Regions from separate parts of the Homo sapiens genome. Here region 2 is linked to region 1. The links are chromatin loops, found by intact Hi-C in ENCODE. Cell type or tissue: heart right ventricle. All regions are shown on one strand. Each heading gives the region's core, and the rest is flanking DNA. Links, peaks and the distances in the headings are about the cores only.

Region 1 (11,010 bases), core at 3,011-11,010:
CATCTTGCCCACACTAGGCTTGAACTTCTGAGCTTCTGCCTCAGCCTCCCAAAGTGCTAGGAGTACAGGTATAAGCCACCAGACCCAGCCTGTTTTAGTCTTAATGGTTATAATGGGAGGGCGGGGGACAGTTCAAAATGTTTTTTAAAAATACACCTACATGAGACTTTCCCCACTGGTTTTATGGTTTATTCAATATTATATTATCATTGCTACAAGAAAGAATCAAAGAAGCATATTACATAAAATATATGGATAAGCTAAAAAGTAAATAGAGCAGTAGTCCTAGGCATTTCCATATATCTTTTATTCAACCCATTTTCATATTGACACTCCAACATTAATAAACCATTTAACCATCAAACATGATTGCAAATTAATATTCTTAATTATTGCACATTGGTTCTGCCTATATGCCTATATGCAATCCACTTGTACAGTGTTAGTTCAGTACTAGAGAAGTTCTGCCTATATGCCTATATGCAATCCACTTGTACAGTGCTAGTTCAGTACTAGAGAAAAAATTATCTTCATTTAGGTCTCTACTTAAAGTACATCTCATTAATGGGATCTTCCATGACCATTCTATCAAACCTCAGCTCCTCCCACCCCTTTTCCCTATTTTTTTTACCATTCATACTACTATTTGAAAAGTTGTATTACATACTTATTATCTGTCTCACCATGAGAGCAGGGGCTTTTTCCTGTTATACTATCCTCTAGCATCTAGAACAACTCAGATGTACCTCATAAGATTGGCTGAATAAATCACTGAATAGTTTTCAAAAAGTTAATGTAATCAAGTCAAAAATAAAAAGTGCCCAGTATGCTAGAAGTGGTGAATCTTTACCATGTCAGTCATTGGATTTAGGCCAGTTAACAATATACTAAAGAACAAACTAAATAACATGCATGTTTGACTGATCTAGGAATTCATACTACTCTAAAAAACGCAGTATCATTCTAAAAATATAACTATCCAGTTTGTCTGTTTTAGGCATTTAGGCATAGAAGGTTTAACTTTTCTGCATTCCAGTGCACAGTCATTAAGTGTTACAGCAGGTTCCTCATTCCTTGAACACAACTACTGCAACATGTTCTAACATTAATAGTTCCAACAGTGAACTCCCTGACTGTTGCAAAAGTGAGCAGTTCCCTAGGTACACCAATACTGTATGTTTGGATGGGAGTAATCTCTGGAGACTTAAGCTTGAAACCGCTCCTCCAAACCTTCCAATGATTTTGTAAGAAACTATGTAGTTTCAAAACTCCCAATATAAATCTGCATTCCTCTTCAAATAGCTAGAGTGGTTTGTTTCCTGAAAATTTGTATATGATCAAGTTTAAAAATAATATAAACTTCATAGAACTATTTCAGACTATGGGGAGGGCAAGCAAGACTAACACACAAAAACATATGTGTACACATGAGGAAAAAGGATCACTAAATACATAAAATGTTAATGTGCTCATCCCTGTAAATAGAAATATGGTAATTTAAATTTTATTTTTACTTATCTGTTTTCTCTAAATGGTTTTTGAGGAGAATACATTAAAAGCCCTTTTTTTCCCTCAAATAAACAAAATCCTCCTACAGGATAAAAATATCTAAATGCATCTTGAAATGTTAACGTTACAGGCAACTAGGAGGATTAATTGAAAGTATTAATCTGCATGTAACACCATAATATACACACAAATATGTACCATGGTCCTAACTGGGGGAGCAAGTCCCCGTGGTTGTGATTCCCGAGCAAATATTTGTCTGTTTTAGTGGCACAGTCGAGCTGACTGCTGTTCGGAAAAGGGCAAGCTATCTTGGGAACTAAACATATAAGGTGAGAGTAGCCAGTGCCGCAGCTGTTGGCAAGGTTTTTGTTGATAATAACAGAAGTACATCCCTTAGAATTGGCTATTTTGAAGGCTTAAAATAGAATGGAAGCGACTTCACCTACCCAATAATTAAATAAAATTTTAGAAAAGACTAAATATGAAATGAGCAAGATTTTCTATAAAATATCATTTAAAAAAAACTTTCCAAATAGCATTTATCTATTTATGGGTTGCTCTTTATTCTTCCATTTTCTCTACCCTCTAGCTTCATGACTTAATTTCAAACCAGCAACATATAGCACCCAGACAAGTCACACTTCTTTATTCACAGACAGAAGTAATCATGAAGTATCACAAGGGATTTGCAATCACCAAAGAAGATGCAGATAAAATAAACCACTCTTAAGCTATGGAAATTCCTATTAAGGAATTTTATTAGATTAATAAGAAAAATCCTTATACCTATTAATATAGTCATTTTACAAGGATATTTTTCAAATGTCATTTGATATTACTTTTGTTAACACTTTCAATGACAATTCTGATGAGCTCTAATTTTGGATCTTTTATGGTTACTGCTTTCTGTGACCTAAGAAACCTTTGGCTAACCCCCCAAGTCACAAAAATATCATCTGTTTTCAGTTAAAAAGCTTCATACTTTTAAAATATTACATTTAGGTCTATGATTCATCTCAAAGTCATTTTTGTGAGGTAGGGGGTCATTGTTCACTTTTTTCTATATGGATATTCAGCTATTCTATTCTGGCTCCATTTGTTGAAAAGACTTTCCTTCTCTGTTGAATTGTTTTGCCACCTTTGTCGAAATCAAGTGATCATATAAACGTTGATCTGTTTTCAGGCTCTCTCTTCTGTTCCATTGCTTTATTTGTCAATCCTAGTGCCAGTATCACACTGTATTGATTACTAAATACAACTTACCACAATAATCCTCACATTGCTTAACAAAATTTAAGCCTCAATAGGAAAGAATATATAAATTAAGCTGAAATAAACGAATGAGATCAAGATGAGCCTTCCTTAAAAATCTATTTTTAAAAATTATATCATGGCTTTGAAAACACTCCATAATTATTACTGTATCAACAGCAAAACATATTTACCCACAAATAACTGAGAGACTACATATTTTCCATTACCTCCAACTGAAATTATGTATGAAAAATATTTCATTCGTTTTTCTATCAATTTCCTATCAGGTTTTTCTCCATTAGTTCTAAGTCATTTAATACCACAATTACTAAGCTTAAAAACAATCCTTAAAAATGTGCTGAAGCTGGAAGATGGGTACACATTCTCCCTAATAAAATAAATTATGCTAAATTGATTTTACAATAAATAATAAAATGTTAAAGTCATGTATCAACCTCAGAAATATTCTTGATAAAGAAAAAAGTAGGTTACTTCCTTTAAAAAAGAAAGCTTTATAAAGTCTTCTTTAAAGTCTGACTTGCAAAGGAAGATTAGAAGCAGAAGATTATTACAAAGCAACTCCCAAATCAATTTTTAAAAATCAATTGTGAGCAAATTACATATGGCTCTTGAAAACTGCAGGCTGTACGAAATTTATTCAAATTGGCATAGAAAGACCCCCATCACCACTACCATCTTTTTAAAAAAGCAGATAACATGAACTGTCAGACCTCCAGTTTTTTTATACACAGCTTACAAGCTTGAAACAATATTCCATTGAGAGTAACACCAACATTCTTTAAGATTTACAATTTCTTCTTAACCTGAAATTTTGCTTTGAAGCATAATACTCAGACCTTCCTGAAACAATTCTCTAATACATAAACAAATAACCCCAAACACTTGAAGAAAATTTACTAAAATAAAATTGAGATGTTTATTACTTTTCTACTGACAGCAGTGAAAATCACTGGAAATTATACTTTTGTCCTTTTTAAATGATTTACATTAAAATCATACTTTCTCAAATAACTGGTATAGCAGATAAAATTCAGTTTTAAAATCCTCAAAACACTTAGATATCAAAGATAGAAATACTGATTTTTTTTCCGTTAATGATGAGAAGAAATAAGACAACCAGTTTAATCAAGATCTGACAATTGCAAATTTTAAGTATTTAAATTACAGATAAGGAATATCGTTTGTGCATTTTCTAGCTTCATATGGTAGTTAGACAACCAGAAAACTAACAGTTGTCAGACTCAATGTCAAATAATGGAATTTGGGAAAGCATTCTTAATATCACTTTCATTTAATATGCACTACATGCACATGATGCAGGTAGGGAAGAAGTTTATGAATCCATGCATTAAAGACAAGACAGGCTGGCACTATTGCCAAACGTGCACTGAGCCAATTAGGATGTTGCTCTAAGTTCTTTATACATAATGGTTTCCATGAAAATATGTGCAGAAGCAGAAATGTGTACATATCTGAAAACATCTTCATTTGGTTTCCTGAGCTTTCTTTGCGTTCTGTTTTTCTTTTGCCTAAAAATTAAAAATAGTATGTTACAAAATTTTAAAAGTCAGTTTTAGACTATATTAGAATAAAATGTGCCTAAGAGGGTATTCTCAAGCTGAAAGGCTTGAAATACATTGTTTATAAGACTTCTAAAGCATTATGTTTTATAACTTGAGACTTATAACAAACTTTTCCTGGACAATTACATAGTTATTCTTTGCCCTAAGAAAGGATCATGTTTGGTTTGCAGTTCTTTCCTATCTGAAGGTGAAATGAATTATTATAATTGTAATAATTTAAAAATTCCATAAAGTCAAACTCATTCATGAGTATTCCAAAACAATATATATACACATATTTGCCCATTTCCTATTCACATGAGCATAAGAAAAATCTTACATTAGTTTCTGCAAATGTGAATAAATGAGTTTAACATAACAGTTTAAGTGACTTTAACATAATGTCACTAAAGGATTATGTATCCTTGGTGTCAACAAACTTTATTTATATGACCTAAAAAAAAATGTTTTTACATACTAGTTCAATAGATCTTCATTACAATTATATAGCTTGAACACAGTACTTGTTTTATTCTTTAGCAAATGAAAAAGCCAGAGCTTATAGATGTTATCAAGCTTGACCAAAGTCCCACAGCTAGTATACAGTAAGTCCTCAATACAGATCAAAGACATATGCTTTATAGCATTGCTTCTCAATGTATATACCAATGACTTAGAGACCCTGTTAAAATGCAGACTGATTTAGTAAAATGCCTGAGGTTCTGTATTTCTAACAAACTCTCAGATGATGCCAGTTCTGCTGGTGTTCAGAAGACATTTCTAAAAGCAAGATTTTAGAGTACTACAATGCAATATTTTTCCACTGTGCCACTTCAGAAGAGTCAATGAATTAGACTTCTACATTATACAACTTTTTTTAAAACGTCCTTAAATAAAAAATACAGCAATTAAAACAATTACAATCTCTTTTTGTAATGTATTAGGTAGTATAATTATTATTTAACAGTATGATAAAACAGTGCTGTGCCTTAGAATGAATAAGAGCAAATAGTCTGTGTGTCATATTAAAAATAATAAAGTTAATTGCCAACATCAACGTTTTTAGTTAACAAGCATAATTTGTAATTTGATATGTGTATCGCATCTCATACAAAGTTTTCTGTCCTCAAATAATAAATATAATTTGGTTTTAGGCATAATTTAAAATAAAAGTATGTGCTTCTTTCCTTATTGATCTGAGTATACTTAATAGAATATTGAGAAGGATTAACAAGAAATAAATTTACTGGTTTCTGATATAAACTTTACAACATAATTAAATGAGCAAACACATATAAGGCAGAGTGTCTATACATTTATTAAAATTAAAAATAATTATCACAATTAATTGAGCACTAATTTATACACTTTACAGATATGATCTCATTTAATCATCAAGAATGTGAAGTAGGTATGATTCCCAGTTTACAGATGAGAAAGAGGTTATAAGAAAGTAAATAGTGCCTAAAAGCTCCAGCTAATAAGTAACATATATATAAGATTTAAATTCAAAGCCTGTATTTTGGTCTGTTTTTGTTAAAAAATAAAAATAAAATCATATAAATAACATGGAAAAATATATACTGTTAAAAATACTTTCCTTCTATACAGTGTACCAATGATATTAAAAAGTACTGACTCAAATCAGATAATTCTGCATTAATAGATACTAATGTAGATATTGTTGTGATTAGCCTTAACTATTCTTCTACCTTATTTCTATTAAGAAATAGAAAAAGATCTGAAGCTTACTTATTACCAATTGAATCACAAAGTCATAGTAAAATGTGGACAAAATTCAATATTGTGAAGTTGTTTGGATTTCCCCATAGCAATGGAATTTATGATTTTACATCACGTTAAGTTATTGGTAGTTAAAAATTTAAGATAGACAATGATTCATAATTACATACAAATGTGTAGACAAAAATTTGTTAATCATAAATATACCTGAATAAATAGAAGTCTCACAAATGTAATCTTAAACTAGATAATTTTATTTTATATTTTAAGAAAGAGATTTGGTACATAATACAAGAAGTTTTATAACTATATATTTTTGGATTACCTCCTAGGCAGTTTTTAAATGTGGTGTGTATTCAACGAATTCATCGGTTAAAAAGTCTCACATAACAAAAACATTTATAGGTTCTAACCAAGTTCATTATAGCCATGCCGAGGGAGAATCACTTTTTATTTATTATTTTGCAAATAAAAAGATTTTAGGTCAAATACTTTTATGTCATCACAGATTATAGGCAACTGCCTCAGCTATTCAAAAATCTCATCCTGTAGAATCTCAGCATATAGTAGCACTGCATGGTGCAGCCATATCTTTCCTGTTTGTTTCCTTCTATTCCTTCTCACACCTTGTTCTTTTATCCTATTTTCCCTGAAAACAAAACACAGTAAGATCCACTATTCCAACTTATCTATTTCTGAATTCTATAGGTAATTTTTCTTAGAAGTATTACCATTAAGTAATTAACTATCACTGGTAAAGATTTTATATAATTATAAAATCTAATCTTTATTCTAACAGTTTTTCAACACGCTTTATTTTTTAAATTTGCATTTATCTGCAGAAAATGATATTTTAATATGGTATCTTTTTTTTCCAAAATAAGATGAACAAAAATATATTCTTGCAAAGGAAACGGATATAGTGCTACAGATTAAGCACTTAATTCCCACCACATATTTAAAACTTTATGGATGTGAAATTTTAAGTGGCTATAAAGCTATTTAGGAGCTACCCTGTGCTTGCTGGGGATCTTTAGCCTGACTTTATCCTGGCATTTATCAAAATAATACTATTTAGCACAATACCATAATTGTTCATTTATTCCTTTCCCAAATTGTACCATGAGTTGCTTAAGAGAAAATAATATGTCTCAGTTATGTATACATCCCTAGACCTTAACAGAGTGCCTGGAATATCCTCGCAGCTAGATAAATGTTTGATGAATAATTTAAAACATTTCAACAATTCCAATTAAATGAGTCTAAGCTCCTTCAGAACCTAGGAGAATAATAGTTATTGCATGTATATAAGAAATAAATCTATCTCAATATTGCTTCTGGAATATTAATAAAAGAACAGCTTAGAGAAATAAGCAACTAGAAGGTCAATAACTACTTTCCTTAAGAAAATGAAGGCAAACACAACAGAGTTGGTGTTCCACTAACATCAGGTATTTATATGCTGCCACCTTGTGTCCAAAAAATGTGAACTAAGGAATAATTATTCTAATGTTAAGCTGACAAGCTGTTGTTCTCTAACTATGCTCTCAAAAAAATCTGGGGATATAGTGTAATTAAAAATCAAACAACAGTGGTTCTTTTACTTACTAATTTGCACACACAAAAAATTCTGTTCACAGATCAATTTTAATGCAAAATTTATACATTTAATATTTATCTAAGGGTCCTAGTCCCTAGTAACATTTATCTAACTTAAAATCTGATGTATCACATATTTAGCACATTTTATAGTTATTTTAATATTTTTAACAGAAAAACATTTGATATGATTAATAACATCATATCTAGGTATTCTTGTTAACCAAGCAATTTTGAGAACCACAGGACCCTGTATTAATCTAAAACTTTAAAAACAGTTTCCCATCTTAGAATACACCCTGAGATGCATGAACAGAAAAACCTATAATGGAAAAGAGAAGATTTAGCAGTCTTCTGCAATAATTTTTACATTTAATGCTAAAAGTTGGGTCACATGTTTCAATCAATAAGGTAATATACACAAAAAACTTATTAGCTCACATCTCATATTATTTAGAATGTATAACATGAAACAGCTTGGTTGAAATCAATCTTTGCTTTGTAAACTTTAAAATTAATAAGGAAAATATACCTACCATGTATTCTCGTCTTTAAGTTAATGGTCCAAAATTTTATTTGCCTAGTAGTGTCTTCTCAAAGTGTTTCTCAAACTGTGGTACACAGACCAGTTGCATTAGAATCACTTGGGGAACTTATTAAAGAATCCTTCCCCTATATCAGAATATCTGGGGAGGGGCCAGGTAACATGTATTTTAAAGAGTATCCACTGATGTTCACTTTCAGAAACACTGATTTACAGTATGAACTTAAAAACAATTTAACTGCATTTTACTTATTCAACAAATATTTTATTGTTACTTATGAAAAAAATCATAGAAATCAGAATTCTTCACTAACTTATGCTAGTTTTCCCTCAGTGGAATGGATACTAAATTAGAAATAAGAAAACCTATTTCGTAGTACAGGCTATTTTTTTTTTAAACCCAACAATGTCCATTCTACTTTTAAATTCTGTTATATCAACTCAAATTTTTGCTAAATAGGAAAATATTATTTCAATTATCAGCATTAAAAATCTACTTTTGCTTAAAGGAAGTGTTTTAAATTTTATTTTAATACAGCATAACCTGAGGTCTTGACACTAAGAATCTGGAAGCCTAAAGCAGTGGGGTAATTCTTTATTTTTGTTTTACAGTCTCAATTGAACTAATTCTTACAGAGTAGAAAACAAGAGGCAAAAGCAAAAGAATAAAAACGTACAAGCTTCCAAAAATTTTACCTCTATTCAAGCAAAAAATAAAAAATACATTTTATGTTTTTGGAGACTCTAAACTTAATTTAAGTATCTACCAATAAAATACTTACCTTTTCTACTAGTGGTATTAACTGCTGGTGTTCTGCTAAAGTCTTTAACAATTCCATAATGAAAGGCAGATAATTATGCTTCCTTCTGATATTCTCAATCTGAAAATAAAACATCAATCCACACTAACTACATTTCTGCTAATTTTGATATTTTATTCTTTGCATCCAACTCAAAATAGAAATGGTATATCCATTCTCATAAGAAAATGATTTTAGAAATAATGAGATTCCATTCCCACTGAGAATAAAAATTAACACAATAAAACATGTGGAGGGAGTTTCTTGGGCAAGGGCCTCCTGCCCCTGACTTAGCAAATAATAGAGGCCTTTAAAAGTCCAATCTAACATTACTTATGAAAATGTCATTTATAAAAACAACTAAACATCTACAAGCTAAATTAACATTTGCTACTTCACCTGTGCAAATAATCAGGCAAAGTCTAATGAGACCAGCTTTATTTTGTGATCAAGCACAATCTTTCCTTCAGATTATTTTTTATCGAAAGGGGGTACACTGCAGGAAAAAATTTCTACTTCAGTGGAAAACTATGCACTGTCTAGATAACATCCTCTCAAGTTATGTGATTCTAGGCTTTTACTGCCACTGACCTATTATATATTCTGCCTGGTAGAAGTATAATTGATTGCCCTTCCATAGAAAGTTTCCATCTCTTATAAATTCATTTAAACTTCATATAAATTTGAGCTTCTCTGACTTCTCCTTTAACTAGAGTTCCTTCAGTTAATTAATTAAATTAAAGCTTAACATGTTTGTTTTATAGCAGTATGACAATCATTTTATCTTTTTTTAAACAAAGCATTCCCAAACAATAAAGCAGGACACCTTATGGAAGTTATGGAAACTTTGTGTTGTATTTTGGGCAGATATTAAAAGTTAGTTAATTACATAATAAACACATAAGTATATATAAAGATGGGTAATTTACTTTTTTTAATATCATGTGAAATGGAAAATAATTGGGAAAGCTATTATTTTTTCCTTCCCTATCTCCATGAACTTGTCCCTCCCTTTTTCCCGCCTGGAATACTCTAGAGCCTGCCTGCCTGCCCCTACCACTTTCACCTGAAGAAATCCTACTAGTTTAAGGCCCATTCATTTCACTTAACAATCACCTGTTGTCTGTTAAGTATGATGCAAAGTATCTGTTGTCTGTTAAGTATGATGCAAAACACTTTACTGACACTGTGGGGAGCAACAAAAAGGACAGTTCTTGCCTTACACTGAGGTTCAAATGAAAAATAATCCTTTACTACCATAACACATGACAAATGACATATACATTCCACATCCAAGCACTTTGGGAGGCTGAGACGGGCAGATCACTTGAGGTCAGGAGTTCAAGATCAGCATGGCCAACATGGCAAAACCCTGTCTCTACTAAAAACACAAAAAATTAGCCTAGCCAGGCATGGTGGTGCACACCTGTAATCCCAGCTACTTGAGAGGCTGAGGCAGGAGAATTGCTTGAACCTGGAAGGTGGAGGTTGCAGTGAGCCAAGATTGCACCACTGCACTCCAGCCTTGGCGACAGAGCGAGACTCTGTCCAAAAAAAAAAAAAAAAAAGGAATAATAACTACAGTGAACTGAAACACCAAATAGGTTAAAATTCTATTCCTAATAATATTTTACAAAAATAAAAATGAAAGACATCTCACTACTTATCTTTGTAGTGATAAGAGAATCAACAAATTATTTGAAATCTGGTAAATGATAGGAGGGAAAGCCATCAGATATTCAATGTACCTTCATCTTGAAATATACTGCTCTATATTAAAACATTAAAGGAACACATTTTTAAAAACATACCTTGTATCTTTTTAATTTCTGTACTTCTTCTTCAATAAGCATCTGATTTTTGGCAACTTCTGACTGAATAGCACTTAACATACTATTACCTTGATCTGTATCCATGGGTTCCTCCTTGGGGGAAGGAAAAGAAATAGCACACCCTAATAATTGAGGCTTACATTCAG
Region 2 (11,010 bases), core at 1,743-9,742, 380 kb before region 1:
TTATCTAGGCCCTATAAAACATCTGTAGGCTAAGAGCAGCTATGCCAATTAGCAGAAGTGACAGCCTGAGTCAATGAACTGCAGCCTAAAAATAAAGCCACATGGTCCCTTTGGTCCCTTTGGAACACTGCTTGACTTGGAACAGATCTAAGTGGAATATTCCTTAGTTACCACTGTTTCACAATAGTTTTTTGACCCCTTTTTCTTAGGCATGTTTGATTTTCCGGTGTATTTCTAAACATGCACATAAGCAATTTAAATGTTTCCCCGGGCCTTGGCAGAAAGTGAAAATAAAATAATAAGAAATATATTATTAAGTACATTATTATTTATGTTATCAGATAAAACAAGTGTTTTTGAGCTGCTGGAGTTCTTTGTTTAGAAAAGCTTGGGTGTTTTTTTAATTATCATCAAATTCAATATGCATAAAATTCATAAAGCAAATTCATAAAATGTATAAAGCCAATGTATTTTGCTTTATGTCATGTACTTGAATACTGGGCATAAACTGAATTTCAGACATTTAAACTAGAAGAATTAACTAATGGAATTCCTATAGAATTCTTTTGTAAAATAAATCATTTTCAATGATAATAATCATTCTTTAATCTATATTTTCTTTCAGATATTTCATTATAAGAAGGCAGCATATATCGTGTGTCTTTAAAGAATGATGCTCAAATTGCATCATTTGAGGCAGAAAAATTAGATTCAGAAGCATAATATTCCATTTACTCAACTCAAATAGAAACCATGTTAATACCACTTAAGAGAAAAGACCAGAGTCTCAACATGGAATAAATTACAGTGAATAAAATAAAGCAAGAGTAGGGGAGAATTCGTGTAACCACAGCATCTTGTCACATGTTTTTCTAGTAGAGAAAGAAGAAGAGGAGATAGATACAAAGACACAAGGGCCTAAAAACTTTAGGCTGTTACCTAAACTGAGATAAGAATGTAAGATATACACAATTATCTGATTTTCAACCAGAAGTAAGCCAGAAAGGGAATGAGGACCTTAAAGTACACAGAACGCAGGAGTTAGGCAGCCTGAGTTTTTGACTCAGCTATATCTCAGCTACTGTGTGGCTCAGGGCAACGCACAAGAGATCAATTTCTTTCTTCATTACATGAAAGCTTTGAACTAGATTATCTAAATTTCCTTTAACCTCTAAATGTCCGTGATGGAACTTCTGCTTTAAAATGGGGTTGGAGAAGCAGTCTCTGAAACAAGCTCTTCCACTTCCTACACAGACAACCAACATTTAAATATAAAAATACCTTCCTTATTAGAAAAGTTGCCTTCACAAAGCTCTTTGGCAAAGGTTATAAGGAAAGCAAACAATCGATACAAATTTCACATTTCTATTTACTTTCTGCCTACTCACTTGGAAAAGCAATAAGATGAAATAAATTCCCACTGATCTGGGGGAAAATATAACTAGAATGCCATTTTTCCTAAGTTCCTTTGTTTGGAAGTTTTTAAAAGAGTTAAAACAAGCTTCACGGTTTATTAGATATTATTTTCTGTAGTGTTTGAAAATGTTATGGGGTAAAAAAAGGGCATGTGTTTTTAATGCCCTGAACATTTTCTTTTTCAAACAAAAGTCATCCTTCTTGTGTCTCGGTCCCCGTTGTTCTTCTTCCCATTCTGCCCCTTTGCTCAGCTTCATCTATAAAAATCATTTGTGTAATCTCTATTGGCCCCACGCTGTACATTCAGGATGCCTTATGTAGTTCCAGGCCTCCAGGATTATATTTCTTATAACACCAATCACTCTTCATTTTCCTTTGGATGTTATTTTCTTTGGGCAAAATTACTTTTCCTTTGTGTAAAAATGTTTTAAGAAAATATTTTCCATATCTGCAAAAAGCATGTAGTTGATGCACTAGTTTTACAGTTCTTAAAGCAACTCCTCAAATATTCAGACTTGAGGGGGAATTAAACAACACTTTTTGTATGGAGGAAAGCATACCAAAGTAGGTTTCTGAAGCTTCTGGGATTGCAATTTTTAAAATTCTTTGCCTTTTCTACAAAACTAAACTTGTTTTATCTAATCTTATTTGCATTATCATATCTTTCAGAGGTTTTAAGATATAGTGTCATAATCCTAAAGAAAAACATTTGCCTTGTATTTTATTCTAGTTCCTTGTTTGACTAAGTCACAAGGACACCATTGTTTAAATTTGCATGCCTCATAAAAATATATATTTGTGTAAATTATACTTACAAAGCATCTCCAGATATATCTCATTAACCACTACACAAATTATAGGTTACAAAAAGGTTACAGTCAGAGAGGCAGAACTACTTCTTAGGAAAGTATGAGATATGGGAAGCTTGTACAATATAATCCTTCCCAAACTTCACCCTATAATTTTTATCTAAGTGAAAATTGGTTAAAATGAACATTAGGGTAGTTTTTAGCTTGGATAAATCCTGTTGGGAAAAAAAAACTATATCCATCTATTCTTTGAATATTTATTGAGCATCTACTACATCAGTCTGAATGCTATGTCCACATATGCATTTGAAGCATGAATGAGAAAAGTGGGAGACTCCTTTGGTAAAGCAGGGAGAAGGAATGCAGGCTAATTCTGAGCTCTGCGCTCTTTTAGTCTCTCCTATCAGCTGACTGAGGTACCTATTTCTTTTAAAATGTTCCCTGCCTCTGATTCACTACCTAGCCATCTACTGCCCTCAATCACCAGACACCACGTAAGTCCTGAGGATAGATTTGTTTCAAGAATAAGACAAAAAGTATTTCAATGGTGATCTACAGAAAAACCATTTTAATTTCTGTGATAAGAAAAAAAAAACCGGAAATGTGGCACAAGTATGTTTGTTCTGTACTTCTATAGTAGAAAATTTATATACTTTGCACATGGCAGAACAGGACAGGCTTATCTAAACAATAAGGGATAGTGAGTTGATTAGGTGATTGGAAACAGGCTTCAGCTTTGCAACTGCACATCAGTGGGCCTTGTATGTTCAAAGCATTCCGCATCTAAAGAAGCAAACGATGCTTTCCATCTGTGATAACAAGGAAATGCTAAAGTTCCAATTTCCTTGACATTTTATTGCATTTACTTTTATCTAAAATGAGTATATAACATTATCTTATATAAAAGGAAAGCATGGTAGACGAGACATATCTTGAAAATCTTCTCTCTACCAGACATCCAGAAATGCTAAAAAAAAATATGTAACAACCCCATTTAAATGCATAGGCAAGCTTGCCAAAACTAAGAGAAATCAAGAAAAAAACAGAGGGAATCCTAAATCAGAGTGATAAACTGGCATTTAAAGTTTAGCTGAGTTCAGCATTTGCTAATCTCAGTAACCTAGAGATCTGGCTTTTAAGATCTGTTGCAAGCCAGGAAACAAAATCAAAGGCTGTCCTAATATGAGCCGGGGGCTCTTGAACTGCTATACCTTCAGTGAAACAGCAGACAGAAAAAAAACAAGTCACCTACAAAAATTGATGACAGGAACATGTCTATTTCAGCATAAAACCAGGTCTGTAATTTAAATTTACCCTACCTGTGTGGTCCAGGAGACCCAAGCTAAGAAAATAACAAAGCAGTCTTGTGTTAGAGAAGTGCCTGGGCTGCCTGACAGAGCCAGTGCAAATCCTCTTCAAAGGGACGTGCCCTTAACCCCATCCTTAGAGAATTTCACAGATCAAACAATGTGAAAGTACAAAAGAGCTAATAGACTCATCTCAGTGCAAATTAAACAACTGTGGAGTGTCTCCTTTTTTTTTTCCGGGAAAAGAACACTTTCCTATGTTAATGTTACCCCAAATACACTGGTGGAAACAATAAGATTTGAATGAATTCCCCAGAATTTAGTCAGGAAGGACAAGACAATCCACCAAGTGCTCAGAAGAAAATAGAAACCAAGTAGGACCACTGGTTTTTTCAATTACATGCTGGAGATCTGAAACCTGAGAGCACTGCCGACTTTCTGGAAGGGCCAAGAGAATGGATTTAAAGCAGCTACCAAAAGGGAACTAAGAATGATTGGGAGTTAGTGACTAAACTTTATAGCATAACAGGACCATGATTATAATTAAAGACATCTTTAAAGCAAATCATCTGAATAAATGCACACAGAATTGGTAACTAACTTTAATTGCTACTGAGGTTTATTTTATGCTAACAATAGTGTTCAATGCTCAGTAATCTCTTCCTAATTTTTGTTGTCGGTATATTTTGGGTTCACACAAGTCAGAAACCAAAGTTAGATTGTTTCTAATTGGCAGCAAACCAGAGGGGACGGGAGACTGGTCAAGTCTCTGAGTCGTCCACTCCAAGATGCGGACAATGAGTGTATGAAGACAGACTGAGAATGCGCTGCAAAGAAGCTTGGAAGAAAATGAAGGCAGAGAGGACAGACCTGAAAGGCTAAGAGGGACAGATCAGCGTCCATGGAAAGCAGGAGCAGAAGCCAGTCTTCTTCCAAACACTGGCACAAACCACTGCCTACTGGATACATTTCACCAGACAATTCACCCCAGTGTCCAAGAGTTTATCTTGCTTCTAGAATATATTGAAAAGAGCCACCCTCTGAACAAATGGCAAACACTATATAGTATAAATAGGATGCACTGAAAATAGTAGGCTTATTTCTTAAGCTGTCATCACGAACATTAACCAGTAATTATATTTCTCCACTTTTTGTAGAAGACATAAATGGCAAATTCTGAATTTATAATTTCTAATACTTCATTTTTCTGCTCTTGTAAAGTTCATTTTGAACTTTCAACATAAAAATATTAAAGATTTTTAATTGTGCACATTTGAACTTGTGTTACTTTGGACTTACATTGGCTGAAATTGAAATATAGTAAAAGTGCTCTAGAGTAAGCAGATCAGTTCATCAGAAGGACAGCCTTTCAATGGAAAGGGCATTCCCAAGCTGCACCAACGAAAGCATAATCCTGTTACCTGCCCTAACCTGACAGCTCTGAATTAGTCTGATCCACCTATGTGCCGTACAAAGCATTATATTGCTATGATTTCATAAACTGAACTTGAACTACACTTTTTCAGAGAAACAAAACCATGTTTAGAAATCTGCCACAAATATCTACACATTGCTCTTGAATTCCTCCAGGAATTTCCACCTACTCGTGCTGTTACTCTTCACTCTATGATTTATTTGTTTTTCAGTCCCTGTCGATACTTAAGTTTTACTCTGTAGGGAGATTCTCATGTTTGACTCCATTAAACAAGCTTTGAAACTGACACTCGCACAGGGTGTTACTTCCAGAATCTTCCTGCCAGCTCCTTGCATCCACACCATGAGAAAGAGCAAACATTCCAAATCCCAAAAAAATGAATTATTTGGGGTGAGGAAAAGTCTTGACTATGACACTGAAGATTTCCTGAAGAGATCCAGCATCCAAAATGTCCTGAGTGGGGAGGAAATCGCACACCTAGCACCCAGAGAAAATGAGTGCTATCCACAAACAACCCAGATCCTCCCAAGCTGAGGCTAACCTGCCCTTCACTTCCTACATTATTGCTACATCTACGCAGCTTCTGACTTTCCAAAGTTTCCTTTCCTTTTCTAGTCCCAAACTTATCTCTCAGGTTTGAGAAATTCAATTTTCTTGGGTTTGAATCTCAAAATTATAAAAGACAAGTAAGGTTAATCTTCTATCTCATTGGGCCCCTAAATATTTTAAGAAACACTCCATCAACCACATTTTGATCTTCTTTACTGCTGTTTTATTCTAGCATTTCTTTACTCCTACCTCTCTGTTTCTCTCTCTCTCTCTCCCCCCAAACCCCCCAACTCCCCCACCCCTCCCCACACACACACACAATTGGAGTAAATCCAGGACAAGGGCATTCACAATCTTACCATATTCTGTATTCATTAGACCTTATCTTAAGCACTGTGTTCAATTCAGATTTTGAAGGCATGTTAACAAACTGTAGAACAACGGAGTCCAGAACTGCTGTAGAGGACCAGTTGAAGGAACTAGAGAGGTATAACTAGAAAAGATACTTTTTTAGATCCTTCAGTTGTTAAAAGTCCCTAGTAATCTATTACAAACAGATTGATTTTAATAGTTCTCAACCATTTGCTAACATGTGTTTGCAGTGATGTCCTATGTGTTTGTACTCAGTTCTCTGTCTTTTTTAAAAGGGAATTTTACTTTAGACTATACATTTTCTAAAACTAGAAAAATTATTTTGGAGAAAAAGATTTGAGTATTACTTTGAAGATTTCATGAAGCTGCTGCTTCCAATCATCTGATCACTTCAGATGGTCTGATAATGTTAGATAAAACCTCTTTATCAGTAATGCACTGGAGTCCTACAGCACTACTTTCCATATTCAACAAAACCTCTCTTTGCATAGATACGTGTGTGTAAAAACAGAACATTCATACTGAGGCCAGAGTGCCATCGAAGGTAATTATAGAGACAGTAAAATCCTTTTACTCTGGGAAAAATAAAATGCTGGGTGTCTCACAAAATTTCAGAACCTGATTTCAAACGGATCATAACAAAGAGGAGATCAAATTTAGCATGGTGGACTGCTCGACAGGATATATTTGTAAGTATGAGATTCTATAAAATAGTTGATAAATACAAGACTATTGGCTTGCTATAAATCACTAGCAGATGCTGATTTCAATGGTAGAACTTCTGGGAGTGTTAACAGAGGTTTTTCTAAGAAAAAAAGACAAACTAACAAACACATATTCTTTTGCCTGGCTTTCTATATTTAAAACAAAACTTAGAGTCACTCCTTATATAAATAAATCTTCTAAGTTGGGCAACAGAGGAAATGCTACAGTTTTAAAGTATATTATTTCATTTTATGTTTTTGTGTATATTTTCATTTTAAATGTTTTTCATTTTATATGTTTAGATAAAAACATATTATAAAATCAGACATAGCTGAATTATTTGTTTCAAAAATCATGCATTACCAAATTATTAGTTCCATCCTTTGTTAACTGTACTGAAGCCAGGTGTGGATTATTATAAGGTTTATCTGAAACATTGTTAATCTTGATTTTGTAGAATTTTTTTATTCTTTTATGTTATGCTTAAGCACAACTATGCACAAATTTCTTGAATTTTTTAAAGGACAAGAAATTTGTGTGCTGTGGTCAACAAAAGCTCACTAAAATATAAATTGCTCCAAATTTTACTAAATTTTATGTAACATGCTATATCATAAAATAAAGAAACATATTTAAATGCAGATATATGTAAACAGACAGAATTGCTTTAAGAAAATTTATTTATTTTCATAATACTTTAAGATTTCATTTAAATAATGGAGGAAACAAATCTAATTCTGGCATACTACTAATACAACTCAATCCATTACCAATGCATTTATAATCACTCTGAGAATTAGATTCTATCGGTGAAATGTATTTCTTTCAAATAATTATCAGGAGAAAACAGTGGAGGCAAAATCATCGTGGAGACCTAAACTTGTTCTAAACACTCTATGTTTCGATTGTAAAAGTACACACTAGTTTTACCAAGAGGGTATTGAAAAACAAAAAAGGAAAGCAAATTAATACACAATATTAAGATAAATATAGATTATTTAAATAAAAAGTAATGGAAAATTACAAATTAAAACAGTAAAGAAATTTTTATAATAAGCCATGATATTAACACAATTTTAGATAAAGAGTTAATAAATAAAAATGGGAATAACCATAATCCAGCATTTCCGAGGTGGAAAAAGTATTTACTTAAAACTTAAGAGCATTTACAGTAATCTTTGCCAAATATGCATTCTCCAGGAAGCACACAATAATCTTTTTGTTTTTGTTTGGTTTTGTTATTATTTTATTTTTAGGTCAATGGAATGTTTCCACATATTATACCACCAACATGAGAAAAAAATGATCATTGTTTATTTGAAGCTTGGTGAGTTTATCCACAATTTAAATCAGTTCTACGTCATGCCAATTTAGATCACTGTTTCACTGGGAATTCTCTTTTTGCCAAAGTAGATTTGTAGTTCTATAAAATATTTAAAGTTATTTTTTATTTTTATCCATATTGACTACTTGAACTCTAATTTTAAGGGTACAACTAAAGATGCCCTTGGTTGGATTTAACTAACAAAATAAATTTATCAATAGGATGTTTTAATCAAATCCTTATCCTAAAGAACTTTACTTTTGTAAAAAATTAGAACATTCCCTTTATGGAATTACCAAGGATATTTCTTAGAAGTTCTCAATTGTAAATGTGAGAGGATTTCATTCTGCCACTCTATATTGGTGCTATTAAACTGTCGATTGAGATGTATTATTTAATGATAAATATTGTTGAATGTAGGATTGTAGATACTTCTTTTTAAACCAATGGTTATTTTGCAAATTCTTTGTCCTCAGACTGTGAATTATATTTTCTTATTTTATCAGATGATATTCTAACGCTGCCTTTTCTCTTCTCATTTTAGAGGTATGAGAATTTTAATTTCTACTTCTGAGCATCTGCCTTCCATCTTCCAAAATTACTTTGGAATATTTTGTCATTATTTTTCCCCTTGGTTAATCTCCTTTTTCCTTCAGTTTAAGCCGTACATGTTCCTTTACTATAATATTATTAGTGTTTGGGTTGGAAGAGATAATAAACTCAGGTGGTCAATCTGACCTTTTGTACCTGAAGCTGGGTTAAGTATTTTTTAATTTATCTCTTTGTTTCAATGTAGAGAGTGTTATAAGGATGGGGGTGGGGGGTTCTGTGATATTCCAACAAAATAGTGGTACATGGTACGTGTGAATCCAGTAGTAATCAATAGAGAGAAACACAAACATGTGGATGGACTTTCAGTCCCAGAAATCTTAGAATACAGGCGGGAAGGCACCAGGCTCCAGGCACAGGAGCAGAACTCTAGTCACTGGAACAGCGTCCAGTCTCCAGTTCCATTTCCTAAAGGACAGGAATACCAGAGAACTTCTTATAGTCTATTTATTCTATGCATAACAACTCTTAGGGTCTATTTATTCTATGCATAACACATGTCATACACAATTCTGTCACTAAATATTTTCTGCAATTTAATCATTGATGCTTTTATGACATTATATTCTATTTGTATTCCATAATTTAATAAATCTGTAAATGTTTGACTTAGAATGCTAACCAACATATAAACAACTACTTATATGTAATCATCAAATAACATTCGAATGTAACAATTTAGGAAACTTAAAGTCTAGTAGGAGTAGATAAATCAGAAATATAAATAACATTATATCTATATATATTGCTTCTTTTTCAATGTCACCTAACTAATAAGTTGCTTGGACCAAAGAACCCTCACTGAATCAGTCATGTAGCTGAGCACAGGGCTACTATTAGTGTACACAGAGTCTTTGCTGGAATTATTAAAAAGTAGCCTTTTCACCACATGGATGAAGCCCCACTTGGCTTCACACCTGGCAAGGGGAGTGTGGTTGGATCTCAGCCTTGTCTCTCCTTTTGGACCAGGCATCTCCATAGAGAGAACAACCTGAATAATTGCATTTAAAGGGAAGCTGTGGCTGGGCTGTCCTCTTGTCCCTTTTTTCTGTAACACTCAACCATGCCTGAGCTCTTCTGGCAGCCCCAACCATCTGGGTGATACACACACCCAGATGTCTGTAAATCTCTGTTGTAGACCCAACTAATTCTAAAGCTGGGACTCAGTGATTAATATAATGTGTGAACAATCGAAATATAGAAACATGGGAACAACAAAAATGAAGAGAAGGAGGATTTGCAGATTATATGTTGACATGTTGAAGAATGAATAAAGTTAATGGGGAAAACTTGTGAGATCTGAGATGAAATTTAAAAAGAGGAAGAAATGCGGTCTAACAGAATATATGTTTCCTGGTACATACAAAAGAACTTAGGAACTATTTCATTTTTCTAATCTTTACAGTTCCATTTTAGAGAAAAGGAAAAGGAAATGAGAATCTGAGGTTTAATTAATATGCGCAAGGTCACACAGCTAATAAGAGCCTGACCTCGAGCATATGTCTGTCTGGCTTCAGGCCCCAGAACTATTTGAATATACTCTGTCAACTTGCAGGAGCTGTGGGAAGCCCCTAAATTCTAGTGCATCCAGAAATTACTTTACCTTCACTATACTTCAGACCTTAGTGAGTGTTGCATACTAAGACCATTCTGCTTTTGCCAATTTCATTAAATTTATAAAAGAAAATATGATAACCCATTAATAGACACACATTTGAGTTACAGAAATCACCACAATAAAAGGTCTGAAAATGTGTACACATAGCTCCAATAGATCAAGTGAGAAGACAGTGGGACAGAAAAACTATTGCTAAAAATAGAGGGTAGGGGAGAAGTCAAGTCTCAGTACAAGATAGGGAAGACTAATAATATTCACAGAGAAGACATGTGAAGGAAGTAAATTTTTTCCTATCCTCCTACTTAGAAGATAAGCTGCGAGTCATTGTGTAACTACATTTTATAGGTGATCACAGAGATGAGGAATCTTGAAACTCGAACTAAGTAGCTTGAAATTTGAACTAATGCAGTTCAAGGTCCAATTACACACAGGACCAGCTATTGACAGTCAATGTAACAGTTTTTTAGTCTCAATTAATTTCAGTGTTCATTTTCAGTCAGATTTTTCTTTCTAGAAAAAGGTTTTTATTTTCATCACACTGCTGTTTAAAGACCTCAGTGGATTACTTCTACTAACAAAATAAAGTCTAACATCTTCAGTCTGGTATTTAAGGTCATCTAGAACCTAACTATGCACACAAACATATCCCTTTAATAAACTCTCCCTTTTGCTTAAGTATTGTGAATCTCTATTTGCAATCGGAAGAGTCCTAATAAGTGAATTAATCTATTCCCCTTCCATTTTCTTCCTTCCTATAGATATAAATAACTTTATTGCTTCTTGGTCCTCCTCACTTATAGTAGAGACTTACATAGAAAATGAAGTTGATCAGACCACATTTCTCATATGTTCTTATCTCCAAACCT

What was found. A loop is a pair of places that touch in the nucleus more often than their neighbours do. Peaks named below come from ENCODE experiments on the same cell type or tissue, not always from the same donor. Only the 100,000 strongest peaks of a DNase experiment are listed, where the experiment ranks them.
Region 2: a loop joins it to region 1, with 3 times the contacts of the local background. A loop is called at or near these places in 5 of 110 quality-filtered maps.

Annotation. Positions count from the first base shown.
Region 1 is chr1:193,012,083-193,023,092 of GRCh38, forward strand. It overlaps UCHL5 (ubiquitin C-terminal hydrolase L5), which reads right to left. Exons shown (of 11, transcript NM_001199261.3): 9 at 10,844-10,954; 10 at 9,015-9,113; 11 at 172-4,313. The coding sequence ends at 4,269. Among named protein-coding and RNA genes, the nearest start is that of UCHL5, 42 kb to the right of the region's middle. In heart right ventricle, for the core only: a CTCF peak has its summit at 7,570 (motif pointing left); no DNase peak of the experiment used is centred there.
Region 2 is chr1:192,629,741-192,640,750 of GRCh38, forward strand. RGS13 (regulator of G protein signaling 13) reads left to right here and starts at 6,407. Exons shown (of 7, transcript NM_002927.5): 1 at 6,407-6,577; 2 at 7,850-7,920; 3 at 8,424-8,463. It overlaps LOC107985241 (a long non-coding RNA gene), which reads left to right. Exons shown (of 2, transcript XR_001738348.2): 2 at 4,269-4,810. In heart right ventricle, for the core only: no CTCF peak of the experiment used is centred there; no DNase peak of the experiment used is centred there.